3 separate regions of the Homo sapiens genome follow, and all the other regions are linked to region 2. The links are chromatin loops, found by intact Hi-C in ENCODE. Cell type or tissue: endothelial cell of umbilical vein. All regions are shown on one strand.

Region 1 (5,000 bases), 540 kb before region 2:
CCCCATGTTTTCCCAATTCAATTTTCTCTGAAGGAGGAGGCATAGATGTGAAGGGTGGGTGGGGAAGGAAGTGAGGTGTGGAGGAAGGGTTAATTATTGTGAGAGTAGAGGGAAGAAAAGTCCTGTAGGGGAAAAAATAAGGAGTCTAGATTTTAATAAAGAAGAAGAAAGAAAGGATGATCTAAGCTTTGGTGTTTGGATAGAGTAATGATTGGCAATCTTTTTTTTCTGCAAAAGTCCAGATAGTCACATTTGAACCTTTACAGACCATTTTGGTATTGTCTTCTACTACTCAACTCTGCCAGAGCAATAGGGGCATGGCTGTATTCCAATAAAATTGGCCTGAGGTGGTTTTCCCTGGTTTTTCTTGAATACATAAAAAGAAATATACTACAATTAGAAAGAATACATACAACTTTGTTACTTCCAGTGATCTAAACATGGACATGCTCCTGGTAAGAGAGAAAGAAAGCAAAGTTTGAACAATGAAGAATGAACATTTGCATCTATTTGGAATTATTCCTGAATTTAGAGTTTTAAAAGTTAGACACTGGTGAGAGAAAGAAATAGAAAGCATCATATTTTAATAAATTTCATAAGATGATTTCATGATTTTGTCTCTTGTACTAGATTCCAAAGAATTTTTTTTCTTCTGAAAATTTAGTATCTTTTAAGCCCAATATTTTTATTTGTTGGGTTCAGTAATTTTCCTTAACAATAATAATGTAAAATTTGCATTTGCACCTATTTCATAATTTTGCCACCAGGACAACTTAAACAGAAACATAAATGTGGTAAGAATGGTGATTTGGAGCTACAAGTGCTCTTGATTCTTAAGCTAAACAACAAGGTTTTATTCTAGCCATGAACAGGAGTAATGATAGAGACTAAGAATTTACAGAAAGATATCAAGTAGGATTGAAGAATTGCAAGTACATAGGTAACACTTAGAAAAATATTATACTTGAGCCTTTCCCATAGTTAGTAGATACTGGTACCTATTGGTTAGTTGGTTATCCAAGGTATTGGCCTTATATGTTTTAGCAGCATCATTTCTGTCTGAGATCCTTTATAAAGAAACAAGACAAAAGTCTGGATAAATATTTAAATTATCAAACTCCTTTCAGACCATTTTCATGCTAGAATAGCTTAACAACATAGCCTTTCTCTAGTAAAGAGAACTATTTTTCAAGTGTTACATTTTAGAAAATTTTTAAATAAAAAGAAACCACTTATGACAAAATCTACTTATGAGGTTGTTTTAATATAGTTTGAAATTTTATTTTATTTTTTGAGATGGAGTCTTGCTCTGTTGCCCAGGCGGGAGTGCAGTAGTGTGATCTCAGCTCACTGCAACCTCTGCCCGCAGGGTTCAAGCTATTCTACTGCCTCAGCCTCCTGAGCAGCTGGAACTACAGGCACGCACCCCTACGCCCAGTTAATTGTTGTATTTTTAGTAGAGAAGAGGTTTCACCATGTTGGCCACACTGGTCTCGAACTCCTAACCTCAGGTAACCCATCCGCCTCCACCTCCTAAAGTGCTGAGATTACACGTGTGAGCCAAGGCACCCAGCCTGAAATTTTAAGTGTTATGCCTTTTGCCTGTTTGTCTTTCTGACTCATTGAGCATTTAACTCTATTTTCATTTTCATTATTTTCTAATGATATATCTTGTCAATGACAGTACTTCCTATGTCAGTAAAAGGCATCAATGAACTACTTGGCTTTTTTTTTAAGGTTTGTGGCATAAACAATATTATGTGTTTGCAAAACACATTTTCTTTTCTTTCTGAGCAATCAGGGAGACCACATTTTCCAACCTTCATTGCAATTAAGTTGGGGCCATGTGATTGAGCTCTAGACTAAAGAGTGTGGGCAGATACGTTATCTGCCACTTCCAGACCCATTGTAAAACCTCCTGGTGGTCTTCCTTGTTATTTATTCCCCCTTCTACTATGGCTTTGGTATGCATGGCAGCATAAATATGGCGGCATTAAAATATAGAAAGAACTTAGGTCCCTGAGTCACTTCATGGACTCCAGCAAATCACATTGGACTCTGATGTGTCAAGTAGTACCTTATAGTGTGTTAAACCATTAGATTTGGAAGAGAGGAAGCAGATTTGTTAAAAAGTTACTCTACCTTGACAAATTAGTTTACTTTGACTAATACATGTAATGAGTCCAAATGATCATTAGAGATTTTAATCATTCTAATCTCATAGATCTAGAAAAGGTGTGTTCATCTGCTTCTTGAGTCAGAAAGCACAAATAAGGAAGGTTATCATTATATGCCAACGGTGGGATCTCATAACTTCGGCCCCTGTTCCTTCTTTCCTTGTCTCATACCTAGTACTTCTTGCTGGTCATTTGATATGTTTTTTCTACTCTCTAGAACATCCCTACAAGGTAGGTATAATGATTTTCATTTTATAGATAAATAAATGGAGTCTCAGAGTTATTGCATGGCTTTCTCTTGGTAACACAAGTAGAAAGTAGTCTATCTCCCAAATCGTTCACTGGGATCCAATGTCATATATTCGATTCTGTAGTATGATTGTTCCCAAAACTCATATATTAGGTTAACAGACCTTCCTTTACTCTTTAGTCACCTCTCATAGTCTCTATCATGCTACCCGGGGAATAAGTCTATCAATGGTAATGGAGAGAACTCTAAACCACCATTCCAATATGTATGTTGATTTCTTATTGCTGTGGGAGATTAATTTTGTATTTATCCTGGAAATTAAATTTCTGTCAACTTGTGATATAAAATAGGTTGTTTTAATAAAAATCTGTCTTGGAGACTTGAAATACCAAACAATGTAATTAGCAGCATGATCAGAAAAGCCGAAGGAGAAGTTATACTTTCACAATGGAGCACTAGAGGGCCTCCTAACCTAGGTTTTCCAAATTAGTTATAACCCACTGTCTCTGGATGCTACATACACATTTATTTATGTCTCTTTTGCACACCTCACATTTTACACACATAAGTATATTTTAAAGGGAACTTTTCAAACGTAAACTCAGTACTTTTCTCATATTCATTAAAACAAGTGCATCATTATTAAAATGCAAATGCACACATACCAGATATATTTGATCATCTTCCTCCTAAAATTATTTCATGTCTTACATTTTGGAGTGGTCTGTATTACAGAAGTTCAGCTCCTGCTAACAGGACTTGCCTTTCTTTACTAACCCCTGTGTTCTCTTCCTCAAATCTATTTCCACATTTAGTGCCTTGGGAATGAGCTGCCAGGATACTTTGCCCAAACATACCACTAAAGTGTGTAAATAGATCATGTAATCTCTGGGCCTGCTTTTGAGGGTATAAAATGAAGGGCTTGAGCTATATTGGTGGTTCTGAATCTCAGCTGCACATAAGAATTACTCTATAAGCTTGAAAAAAAATGCTTGAGTTCCACCTCAGGCTAATTAAATCAGAATTTGGGGAGTGAGGGGTAGTAGGACCAAGGCATCAATAAAGTTTAAGAGCCCACTCAGTGGTACTAATTTATAGCTAAGGCTGAGAATGACCTAACTACATTGCCTGTGAGGTCTAGTCTATTTCCCACATTCCTAGGCTGTATCTCGGCTGGCCTGACATAAACGTTCAGATGCACAGCCTACAAAAGCTTAGGTTTTCCACCTTACTTGAGTCTCAATTATCTCACTTTAAAATTCATTCCTAGAAATAGGGTTTCCTTCTTCAATTAACCATCTGCAAGACCAGGATGAATGGACAGAGGTATTTTATATACCTCTTCTCTATGCACCGCTGTGGAGATGAGATCTTGTACATATACTACAAACTCATTTTTGACAAGGATGATAATTTTTAAAAGAGAAAGACCAACTCTTTAGGATACCAGCATTGATTGTCCTCTATTAGGGTGACTGACTTGAAAGCCTAGGAATAATGCAGAAGGTATATACATTTGCTACATTAATCAACACTGGCATAGTCTGAGTTTAGAATCTATTGGATGCTGTAAGTTACCATGTATTTGCTTAAAACCCAGTAGGTGCCATTTTTGCCTGCAATTGCAGCACATCTTTAGCTGCAGGGAGTAAACTCAACTAGCACTGGCTTTGGGTACTTATGGTGCCTATTTAATAGGAGTCCAAAAGACTCCTATTAAAGATGCTAACTTTGTCCTTTACTTATGCTTACTAAGCGCCTCTACCAAATCTAAACTAAAAATTTGATTTGTGGCATTTATACTTCAACCTGAATAGAAGTTGCCCTATTTTCCCTGTAGAGATGAGCCCTTTCCCTCCATGTAAGAAGGAACTAACAGGAGGCACACACGTTGGACTCATTCTATCAGCCCTATGGAGACTCCAGTGTCAAAAGAGTATTTTCACCTTCTAAAGAGAAAGTAAAGAGCTAACGTCTCTGTCCTGGAGTGGATTGAAACTATTGTATTATTAAAATTTACAGTCTCTCCATAAAGCAGTTGCATGGACTAACGTTTTTCCACCATCAGTGTGGAAGAACCAAATGTTGGAACAAGGATTATACATATTCGCAAAAAAAAAAAAAAAAACCTATATTGAACTAACAGATTCTGCACAGTACCCACCCTAGCTGTACTCAAATCAGTGTCTCTAAGAATATTTCATATCAATCTACTATTAAAAAGATTTTGGAAATGCATCTAGCCAAGATTTAGTGAGATCTGAAGAAGATAATTCAATTCTTAGAGCCCTCCATCCCTGGGAATAAAATATCAGTGATTCAAACCTTATTTTGGTAAACTTTTAAATACTTCATAACTTTATTAGAAAATGTATTTAATATGTTATGCATTCCATTTATATGGTTCAAAAGCCCCTTACCTGTCCAAAGTGTCATCAGAACTGTACCGACTAATTGTAGCTTTTGGCACATCTCTCTCATTTACTTTCCTGTAGCAAACATAATTACCAAAAAAAAAAAAATCAAATCAATTACAAAAAAAAAGTTTATAAAACCTATCATACATATGGCAA
Region 2 (5,000 bases):
AGACAAATGTTTCCCTGGGCTTGCCATTATTATATGAAAGATATCTAAAGATATCCTGATTTCTCTGGACTCCATTAACAATTCCTTATTGTCTTTCCAGCACTCACTAACAATCTCCTCCCCTTCCAGCTTCTGCCTGTTGCACAAAATTCCTGCAGCTAAAGTTGTACGGAAGATGAACTCACAATCCAAAATTATAAAATACATGAGGAACAACCCACCATGAACAAACATTGACACATATCATGATTAGACCCCCAATTATTTCATAGGATTAAAACAATTTAAGAAAAAAAGAAATTACAAAGTGAAAAGAGTATCAAGAAAGATCAGGTAGATATGAAAAAGAACCAAATAAAACTTTTAGAAACGAAAAACGCAGGCAAAGGTAGTCTTAGCAAAGACTAAATAGACTAAATTAGTGACTTGAAGACAGATCTACAGAAATTACAGACAGAAAAGTAAACATATACAATTAAGAGATATGTAGATACACCTCCCAAGACAGAAAAGTTTTAATAATTTAAATAGACATTCCCCTCTCAAGGAAATGTTGCAGTTCAGGTAAATCCACATTCTTCAGTGTTGGCTGCACATAGTGACTTTCTTCCAGTACAAAAAGAGAGGGAAAAGGGTAACTTTAAGTAGAATAACTTGATCTCAACCTCTGATTAATGTTGACATCAACAAGGATAAGTCGTATTAATAGATGTACCCTTGATATGATGTGATGAGAATGGTACTTTATACCTCTGTAGTTTTCCTTCTAAAACATCCATAGTCCCCATGTAATTATAAGAAAAAAACCTAAGACAAACCCCAATTGAGGGACGTTCTACAAAAATACTAAAGCAGTACTCCTAAAAACTGTAAAGGTCATCAAAAACGAGGAATTACAAGATGGTATTTAAGGAACTACTGCAACATAATCTAATCTATCCTGATCATTGGTGTACCAAGGCTGGGGTGGTGTGGGAATAGTCTACACCATTCTACGTGGTGGAGGGGGTACATTGTCTGTGGATAATTTAAAACAATAATAAAGAGACTAATTGTTCATCTGCTTTTTATTACCACATGCATTGGCAATTCCAAACAGGGTCAGTAATAAATTATTTTTCCCAGTTGGATCAATGTGCTCCACACTCATCCTTTCTCCCACCTACCATGCCACTGATCTTGATGATACAATTGATAAATGTAAATAAGTACTGACTGATTAAAAAATAAACGTTTTTTTTCAAAAAAAATGAGGTGAAATAAAATATTTGCCAATAACAGGGAAGAAAAGGGGTATTCAATAGGTCAAGTGTGCCAAGGTCCTTGTCTTGTTTAGGAGGAGAATAGATCATAATGGCGAAAAAAGAAAAAAAAGAACTATGATTGGAATGTGATATAACCGTAATGTGATACAATATTAACGTAATGCAACCTATGCTCATCATGTTTACTGAATTGGTTTAATGTATTTTGCTGATCATTTATACTGTTCACCCAACTTTAAATAAATGGGCCTGTATTTGACTTATTTGTTTTTCCTTAATAATTATCATTGTCCTTCTTAGAACTTCCTATTGTTCCTCATCATCCAGTCACTGAGGGACCTAAACAAATGTTGCAGCTCAGGCAAATCCACACTCTTATGCTACTAGAGGCTTTGTACAGTTTGATTCAGTGATCTGACAGCTGACAGGCCCTTAAAAAACACCGAACAAACAACACTGGCATTTCCCCACATTGAATTCATTTTATTATAGAAACAGTCTCACTCTCTCACCCAGACTGAAGTGCAGTGGTGACATCATAGGTCACTGTAACCTCCTACTCCTGGGCTCCAGCCATCCTCTCGATTCAGCCTCCTGAGTAGTAGCCGGGATTACACCAAGCTCGTCTGATTTTTTAAAATTATTACTCTTCTATTTTTTTGTAGAGACAAGAGTCTGGACATATTGCGCAGGCTGGTCTCCAATTCTTGACCACAAGCAACCCTTCTGCCTTGGCTTCCCAAAATGTTGGGATTACAGACATAAGCCTGTACCACTCCTGGCCTCACACTGAACTTCGACGTAACTTTATACATGGCTTCCTAGCTCAATTTCTTGAGAAAACGGGAAGAACGGAGAGCTCCCTGGGCACCACTGCTTTTCAGTGTCTTATACATGGGTCTGAGTGTTCTAAGACATCTTTGAATGGAAAACTACTTTCTCTCTTTTTTTTTGGAGGTGTAGAGAGGAATGGCGCATGATTCAACTTAATGATATTGCACCTAAGAATGTTTCTAACTGTAAGAAAACGCAGTATCAAAAAATCCAAACTTTAAAACAAGTCAACTAGGTAGCAGTTACAAAGATGCCTTGATTTACAAAAGGATTCACCAGAGGTTTTCTTTTCAGCAGCTTTGTAATCCTTTACTTTCCCCATTGCGTTTCAAAAGCTATTTACAAATTTCAGGACTCTATTTCATAAAGCAAATGTCGTTTTTAAAATGTAATAACTCTAATGATAAAAGCCACTTTAGAAATATTGGGAAATACAAATATTTGAAAAACAAAAACCATGTGCAATCCCAGCGTTAATACTCTCACTATTCTGGTACATTTCCTTGGCATCTTTTAAGCACCACTTATGCACATCGATGCGCGGGTCTTCGGAGACTGTATTTAACTCCTCGGTTTCAGGCATCCGGGGCGGCCACCCGCGGGCCGCGGTCCCCAGCAGGCTCCGGCGAGACTCCTTCCTTTCTTTTTTCTGCTCCACCTCCCTAAACCTTCCAGTTTCAGCCACAGATAGTCTCTTCCACATATAGCTAGCTTCAGCCCTCCCACATTCCATCTCAAAACAACAAAAAAAATCCCCTTCAAGCGGGAGTCACATCTCTGGCAGGAAGGCAGAGGCTCGTCCCACAGCAAGGAGACTGGGGCGGCCGCAGCGCGCGCTCCCGCTTGGGCGCGGCCCTACTCCCGCCGGGCTCCGCCCCCCCCCCGCCCCCTTCCCGCCCCCTTGGGCGGGGACGCGCCAGGGAAGCGCGCGGCCGCGAGCCCTGGGCGCCATTTTAGACTCGCTGTTTGTGGCCCAGGTGCAGGAAGCTTACGCGGTGGCAGCCGCTCGCTGAGGTAGTCTCTCGCGGCGCCGGGGATCCCTGAACACAGACAGCGCGGGACTGAGAAGGAAAGCTTCTTTCTGGGCAGCCAGAGCCGCAAAGGTGGAGCCGCGTTGGCGCCCTCCGCGGGACCAGCGCCTCGGATGCGGGCGGAGCGCGGGGGGCCGCGGCTGCGGGAGCGCGAAGCGGGGGGCCAGGGGCGCCTCATGTGAGAGCCGCGGGACCTGCAGCCGCCGCCGTCCCCGGAGCACGGGGTGGTGTGTGGGGGAAGCCGCCCCCGGCAGCAGGTAACGGCGGAGGGGCAGGGCCGAGCCCCGCTGCGACGGCGGAGCCGGGGAGGGACCGCGGACCGTCTGTGGGCGGGCCGGGGTGGGGTGGGGTGGGGGGGGGCGCGGGGGCCGGGGCGCGCGCGGGCCGCTCCTCAGGAGTGCCGGGCGGGGCGCGGGGCGCGGCACCCAGACCTTGGAGCTTGCTTGGGGGCGTTTCCCCGCCGTGCCTGCTTCCAAACATGTCAACAAGGCGTGGTGCGTGTGCGGCGGCCGCCTGCAGCCTGCCCGCGACGCCGCCGCTCCCGGGTTCGCCGCGGCTCCTGCCAGGCTTTATGACCCTTGGCGGGGGCTGGTGACAGGCACCATGGAGCTCGCACTCTGTGGGCTCTCCCGGCGTCGGCTACGCCCGTGCTGGTAGCTTGAGCAATGAGGCACTGAAATGTCAAAGCAAACTGCCCAGGGTGGGGCGCATGAGAAATGTCAGGGGAAGCCAGTCGGTGGGGAGGTGGCGCAGGGAGGAGGGGACGCCCCTGCCGCTTAGCCAGGCGAAAAACTTGGTCAACTTGTGTTGAGCGGATTCGCGTCTGCCTTTGGCGTGGGCAGTCCTTTAGGTGGGGTTGCAGACAGGGGTCAGGAAGCAGCCCAGTAAATGGTCTGTATCTCCAAGCTGAGAGGTGAGAGAGATCATTTTTATTTTGTCGTTGCTAATGATATCCAGTTGAGTGACCCAGATTTTTTAATTAGAATCCTCCTTTTCTAACTTGAAAAAAAAGTAACTTAGTTTCTGTTATCTCTGAAATATTTATAAAAATACCATCAACTATCAGTTATCTATCTATCTATATGACCTGTAGACAGATTTTCGCCACTGTGCGCTCTCTAAGCATTTAGTTGTGAGTTAACCTCTTTATAGTGTTTTATTCTTGTAGTTCAGCCAAAGAATGCATATTAGTTTGATATTAGTAAAAGCAGAACAGAAAGGAACTGTGATGCCAAAATAGGCTTTTTAGAGTTAACTACAAATGAGCATTTAAAATTATTGCATGCCCAGTGTAAAAGTGCCTAATACAACGATGCACACGGCTAGCTGTTCACTTCCGGTCTTCACCTAATGAAGTTGCTTCTTTCAAAGTTTTTTTTTTTTTTTTTTTTTTTTTGAGACAAGGACTCACTTTGTCACCCAGGCTGGAGTGCAGTGGCGCGATCTCGGCTCTAGCGATCCTCCCACCCCAGGCTCCCTAGTAGCTGAGACTACAGGCATGGGCCACCATGCCCAGCTAATTTTTGTAGAGACAGGTTTCATCGTGTTGCCCAGGCTGGTCTCAAACTACTGAGCTCAAGCGATCCGCCCGCCTTGTCCTCCCAAAGTGCTGGGATTACAGGCGTGGCCCACCGCGCCCACCTGGAAAGTTTATGGAACATAGAGTTAGTTCACTAACTCCTTGTGCTGCTCAGCTAGTCTGTGGTCTTTCCTCAGTAGTTTGCTATTTAGCAGTTTGTAGTCATATCAGTCCCTCACCAAAAGCTGTGGTGGCCTAAGTTGCATTATTTGGGGCCTAGAAGCTTTGCAGGAAATTAAACTGCCAGAGCCCTGAAGAGGCCTAGTTTTGGTGCTCTAGATTTCTAGAGTC
Region 3 (5,000 bases), 480 kb before region 2:
TGCCTTTAAAACCCACGCACTTCACTTGATCTTAGCCAAAAGGCCAGGAAGCAATAACTCACTCACTTGACCACTGTATTTTTGGATTAAGAATTAGTCCTTCTTATACATTTCTATCTTAAATTTTGGGTCTACAACCACATGAGAGCTTAAAATCCTAAACCGTTACATTCAGTACTTATGATTTCCATTGAAAAATGAAATTGGTGGTAATGGTAATTGAACTGGAATAACTTTTTTAAGTAAAACAGAATGTTCATTGATATTTTCTCTCGTTTTAAAGGCTCACTTCACTGAGTTCTATATAAATAAGTTACCAAAATTTTGGAGTTCTCAGATTGCTCTATGATCATCTCAACATAGCAAGCAACACTCAACTGCAAAGCAATCATTTGGATATTCTTTTTCTACTTGACAGCAAAAATTCATATTCAATTTTTTTCCCTAAGTTACCCAGAAAAGTTGGCACTGTGGGCAGCCTCAGCACAGTTGCCAGACATACTGGGGAAAAAAAATTACCCGAAAGAAAAGGTGGGGCTTCAGAAGTAAAACAAAAGCCATGCCAAGAAAGATAAACACACACCCTCCTTTGAAGATTATTGCCAAGTGTCTTTAAAATCATGCCAAAGAAAGCATCCCATCCAGGTTTACTTCATCTCAATCTCTCCTGTTCTAACTCTAAATAAGCAGGCTGTCACTTGCAGCTCAACAATTCTACCTTGAGCTTTAAAAAGGTATTAAAGAACTTATTGCCTGAAATCAGAGCACTGTTTTTACTGTGTTGCCTGATTCTTATCTGATGGAGAACAGTCAAGAATGGAATATAAGGCGTCTGGTCACATATTTGAGACCACAAAAGATCAGGGTGGGACAACCTCACAGTACATCATGTGTTCCCCAGATGGTCCATTGAGTACCTTCTTCTTTGAGAAAAAAACAAAAGCATCCCTTACTGGTTGTCACACGTACATTCTCTAATTAATAATAGGTCTATCACTATGGGAAGTTGTCCAGCCTGAAATGTGAGATCATCAAACCCTAGAAAAGCCATAAAAATATCATTTCGCTATGTATACCCGGCATTCTGCCAAAAGAAATTGTAAGTGCCTCTGAATCACTGCTCCAGAGCACCAGCCCACAGTGACCACAAAGCATATGCAGTCTCACCTAGAATGATCAGCAAGATAATAATTCTCCCTGGTAATAACACTTGCTGTGGTTGCAAGCCCTGATCATTGTTCTCTTTTTTAAAACTAGGGGAGAGACAAATGCTCATGAGTAACTGTAAATGTGACAAAGGATGATGTCTCCAGGTCAAAAATGGACTACGTAGTCCATTTTTTATGCATTTCCCCCTTCTTAAAAATTACTATGAGTTACGCCTGTAATCCCAGCACTTTGGGAGGCCGAGGCGGGCGGATCACGAGGTCAGGAGATCGAGACCACCCCGGCTAAAACGGTGAAACCCCGTCTCTACTAAAAATACAAAAAATTAGCCGGGCGTAGTGGCGGGCGCCTGTAGTCCCAGCTACTTGGGAGGCTGAGGCAGGAGAATGGCGTGAACCCGGGAGGCGGAGCTTGCAGTGAGCCGAGATTGCGCCACTGCACTCCAGCCTGGGCGACAGAGCGAGACTCCGTCTCAAAAAAAAAAAAAAAAAAAAAAAAATTACTATGAGTTATTGCATAACAAAGTAAATTAAGTGATTATATTAAGTCATTTTAGTTAAAAATTGTTCCAACTTGAGCCTAATGCCTGCCTATGATTATAGTTTGTAGCCCTATTAAATTCAGGACCACCCCCCGCCAAGCCAAAAAAAATTTTTTAAAAAAATAAGAACTAGGCAGAAGACATGGAAACAAACACAATCACAATCATCTGCTTGGTTCTGAAATCTGAGTATGACCAAGAAGAGGTGTTTAGCGGTATTGGTGGGATCGCGGAGTACAGGGGATTCAGGACTTTATGTCCTAAAAAGGAGCAGTAGTACCCAAGTTCTAAAAGGGACAATAAGAATGAATCTAATCAATTTCTTTTTAATGAATAAATTAATTGAATTGGACATCTCCATATAAAATACCCATGCACTTTTCACTTTGGGGCACTAGAGGGAAACAAAGTAAGAAAAATAATGAAGCCTTGTGTATCAAGCTGCTAAAAGAATACTTTTTTTTTCCATGTTCATGAACTCTTCTGTTACTTTTGGTGGGAAATGGTATTCACATGGTAGCCTAGTTTAAAAAAATACCATTTTGGATTTGATCTCACAATACTTCAAGCCCACTTACCAGGAACAAACCTACAGCCAGAACCTCAAAAGGTCCATTATCTTTGGTTAAGTCAGAAAAAAAAAAAAAAGTGAAGCAGTAAGTCAGCTTTGAGAAGGATGCAGGTGACAGAAGCCTATTATTTAAGGCTTAATTAAATTCTTTTTAGGAAATTACTTTCCCAATTACATGTAAGAACACATTTTTCAATGTTATGAGGGTGGGAAGAGGGAGAGGTTCAGAAAACAAACAAACAAAAAGCAGTTGGGTACTATGATTAGTAACGGGTGACAAAATAATCTGTACACCAAACCCTCAAGTAATGAGTTTACACATATAACAGACCTGCACATGTACCCCAGAACCTAAAAGTTAAAATATAAAAAAAAGAGCAGGAGGCAGCAATCCACTTCTGACTTTAGCTTCCTTTTTAAAGTGCACCAATAGGAATGTCACTGCTTTCAGAAATGGAAGAAAAAGAAGCACTATAATTTAGTACACACATTTCATTGCCATCTTCTCATAAATAAAAAGTGTTCTGGGATTTCTTTTGTTTGTTTGTTTTATGTTTTTTGAGATGGAGTCTCGCTCTGTCGCCCAGGCTGGAGTGCAGTGGCGAGATCTCGGCTCACTACAAGCTCTGCCTCCCAGGGTTCACGCCATTCTCCTGCCTCAGCCTCCCGAGTAGCTGGGACTACAGGCGCCCGCCACCACGCCCAGCTAATTTTTTGTATTCTTAGTAGATATGGGGTTTCACCGCGTTAGGCAGGATGGTCTCGATCTCCTGACCTTGTGATCCGCCTGCCTCGGCCTCCCAAAGCACTAGGATTACAGGCGTGAGCCACTGCACCCGGCCGTGTTCTGGGATTTCTGTTGCTGATGATAATAAATATCAGGGAGCTCTTTGGGGAGTCTCCAGTCTTCAACCCTCCCTACTGTGGTCCACTTCCCTCTTCAAATGGACAAAATTTCAGGTGAAGGAAGCCTTATTTTCTAACTACTATGACAGTGATTATTTTTAATCATGTTTTATATATGGAATATTTTTATGGTTAGTTTAATATTGAGGTGATGATAATGTTTGAATTTGAACTTGTCATACCCCTCAATTCAATCAATTTTCAAATCTAGGGATTAGTCTTACTGAAAGGAAAAAACCCCACTGGGTTCCTGTAAATTTATTCAAAGCATTGTTGAAATAATACTTGATTTAAAAATGTATATATTCAATGTGTACCTGTATGTGTATGTTATAGAATTGTTTAGAGCCAGACGTTGTTAGGACAGAAAAACAAAGGGGTAAATTTTTTTCTTATGTGCACTGTCACTATAAAATGAAAACATATTTATTTTGAGTACCTCTGTAAATTTGGTATTTATTTGCAAGGCTGAATGAGTATAAACTTAGTCCTTAGTCCTTTCTGAGTCTTCAAAATCTGGGGGTTTACAAATTCAGTGGTGTTTGGTGCCTCTAAATTTTCTTTTTTTTTTTCTTTTTTTTTTTTTTTTTTGAGACGGAGTCTCGCTCTGTCGCGGCCAGGCTGGAGTACAGTGGCACGACCTCGGCTCACTGCAACCTCTGCCTTCCGGGTTCAAGCAATTCTCCTGCCTAAGCCTCCCAAGTAGTTGGGACTATAGGTGCGCACCACCACACCCAGCTAATTTTTGTATTTTTTAGTAGAGATGGGGTTTCATCATGTTGGCCAGGATGGATCTCTTGACCTCATGATCCACCCCCATCAGCCTCCCAAAGTGCTGGGATTACAGGCGTGAGCCACTGCACCTGGCGGGTGCCTCAAAATTTTCTATATAGCAATAGACTCTGAAAAAGTAACACTGAGTAATAGTAATGACTCTGAAAAAGTAACATTGTGCTTGCTTTTTATCTATTTGCATGTTTCAAAACTTAATAGCTCTTATAAATTCTATGGGTTATTAGAATTAAAATAACAACAACAACAGTAATAATGGTAGCATTTTATCTTTTCATCTTCAGGTTTTGTGTTTGAGATACTCAACTAATAGTTACAAACGCAACAAGTCATGGCCTGTAGAAATTTGCCTTAAACAGAGAAAAAGATGTAACAACATATTGTAAACACACTTAACAGTGTATATAGGTATTACTAGAATGTAAGCTCCACGAGCGAGCATAGCAGCTTTTATTGCATTACTGCATGCTGTCTGCCTATCACAAGGATAGTGCTGAGCACAAGGGGGGCACTCAATTTTGGTTGAATAAATGTCAGTAAGGTTTGACCAATGGAAAATGGAAGATTTTTTCCTCACTTTGAAACAGAAATCATCCCTAACAACTAAATAAAATCAACAGAAAAGTTTAAATTGCATAAATTCTGGATGACTCCCGTATCGGCTAGTCTGAACTAGCCAGTCACGGTACCCTGGAAAATGGACTGATGACTGAAAGCCTCATACCTGACCCTATGGGAGTGGGCATGGGAGACATTGAAAAATTAAGTGGGAAAGATCATATTAAAGATTGATCTTTAATTAATTAATTAATTAATATGATTAAAGATCATATTAATGATTTAATATGATTAAATCCCATTTTGGATATAAACTGAATTTACTCTAATTTTATAGATAAGAAAATTGATTTGCTCTAATTTTCACACTGGCAGAGATGGGACTTCATCTCTCTGAACCCAAAACTTGTGGGCTTAACGGCCCTTCTAGATTAAGAGCATTTAAGCCAAGGTTAGGAGCAATAT

What was found. Peaks named below come from ENCODE experiments on the same cell type or tissue, not always from the same donor. Only the 100,000 strongest peaks of a DNase experiment are listed, where the experiment ranks them.
Region 1: a loop joins it to region 2, with 2.6 times the contacts of the local background. A loop is called at or near these places in 4 of 110 quality-filtered maps.
Region 3: a loop joins it to region 2, with 18 times the contacts of the local background. A loop is called at or near these places in 4 of 110 quality-filtered maps.

Annotation. Positions count from the first base shown.
Region 1 is chr13:77,563,747-77,568,746 of GRCh38, reverse strand. SCEL (sciellin) reads right to left here. Exons shown (of 33, transcript NM_144777.3): 5 at 4,848-4,916; 6 at 999-1,067; 7 at 414-452. Among named protein-coding and RNA genes, the nearest start is that of SCEL, 31 kb to the right of the region's middle. In endothelial cell of umbilical vein, a CTCF peak has its summit at 2,871; a DNase peak (open chromatin) is centred at 2,886; H3K27me3 peaks cover 463 bases.
Region 2 is chr13:77,025,214-77,030,213 of GRCh38, reverse strand. It overlaps FBXL3 (F-box and leucine rich repeat protein 3), which reads left to right and starts at 3,055. Exons shown (of 5, transcript NM_012158.4): 1 at 3,055-3,387. RefSeq lists silencers at 2,935-2,984, 3,155-3,434, 3,455-3,514. In endothelial cell of umbilical vein, no CTCF peak of the experiment used is centred here; DNase peaks (open chromatin) are centred at 3,003 and 3,773; H3K4me3 peaks cover 1,983 bases; H3K27ac peaks cover 1,441 bases.
Region 3 is chr13:77,504,166-77,509,165 of GRCh38, reverse strand. No RefSeq gene overlaps it. Among named protein-coding and RNA genes, the nearest start is that of SCEL, 29 kb to the left of the region's middle. In endothelial cell of umbilical vein, a CTCF peak has its summit at 2,104 (motif pointing right); DNase peaks (open chromatin) are centred at 545, 1,055 and 2,115; H3K27ac peaks cover 1,407 bases.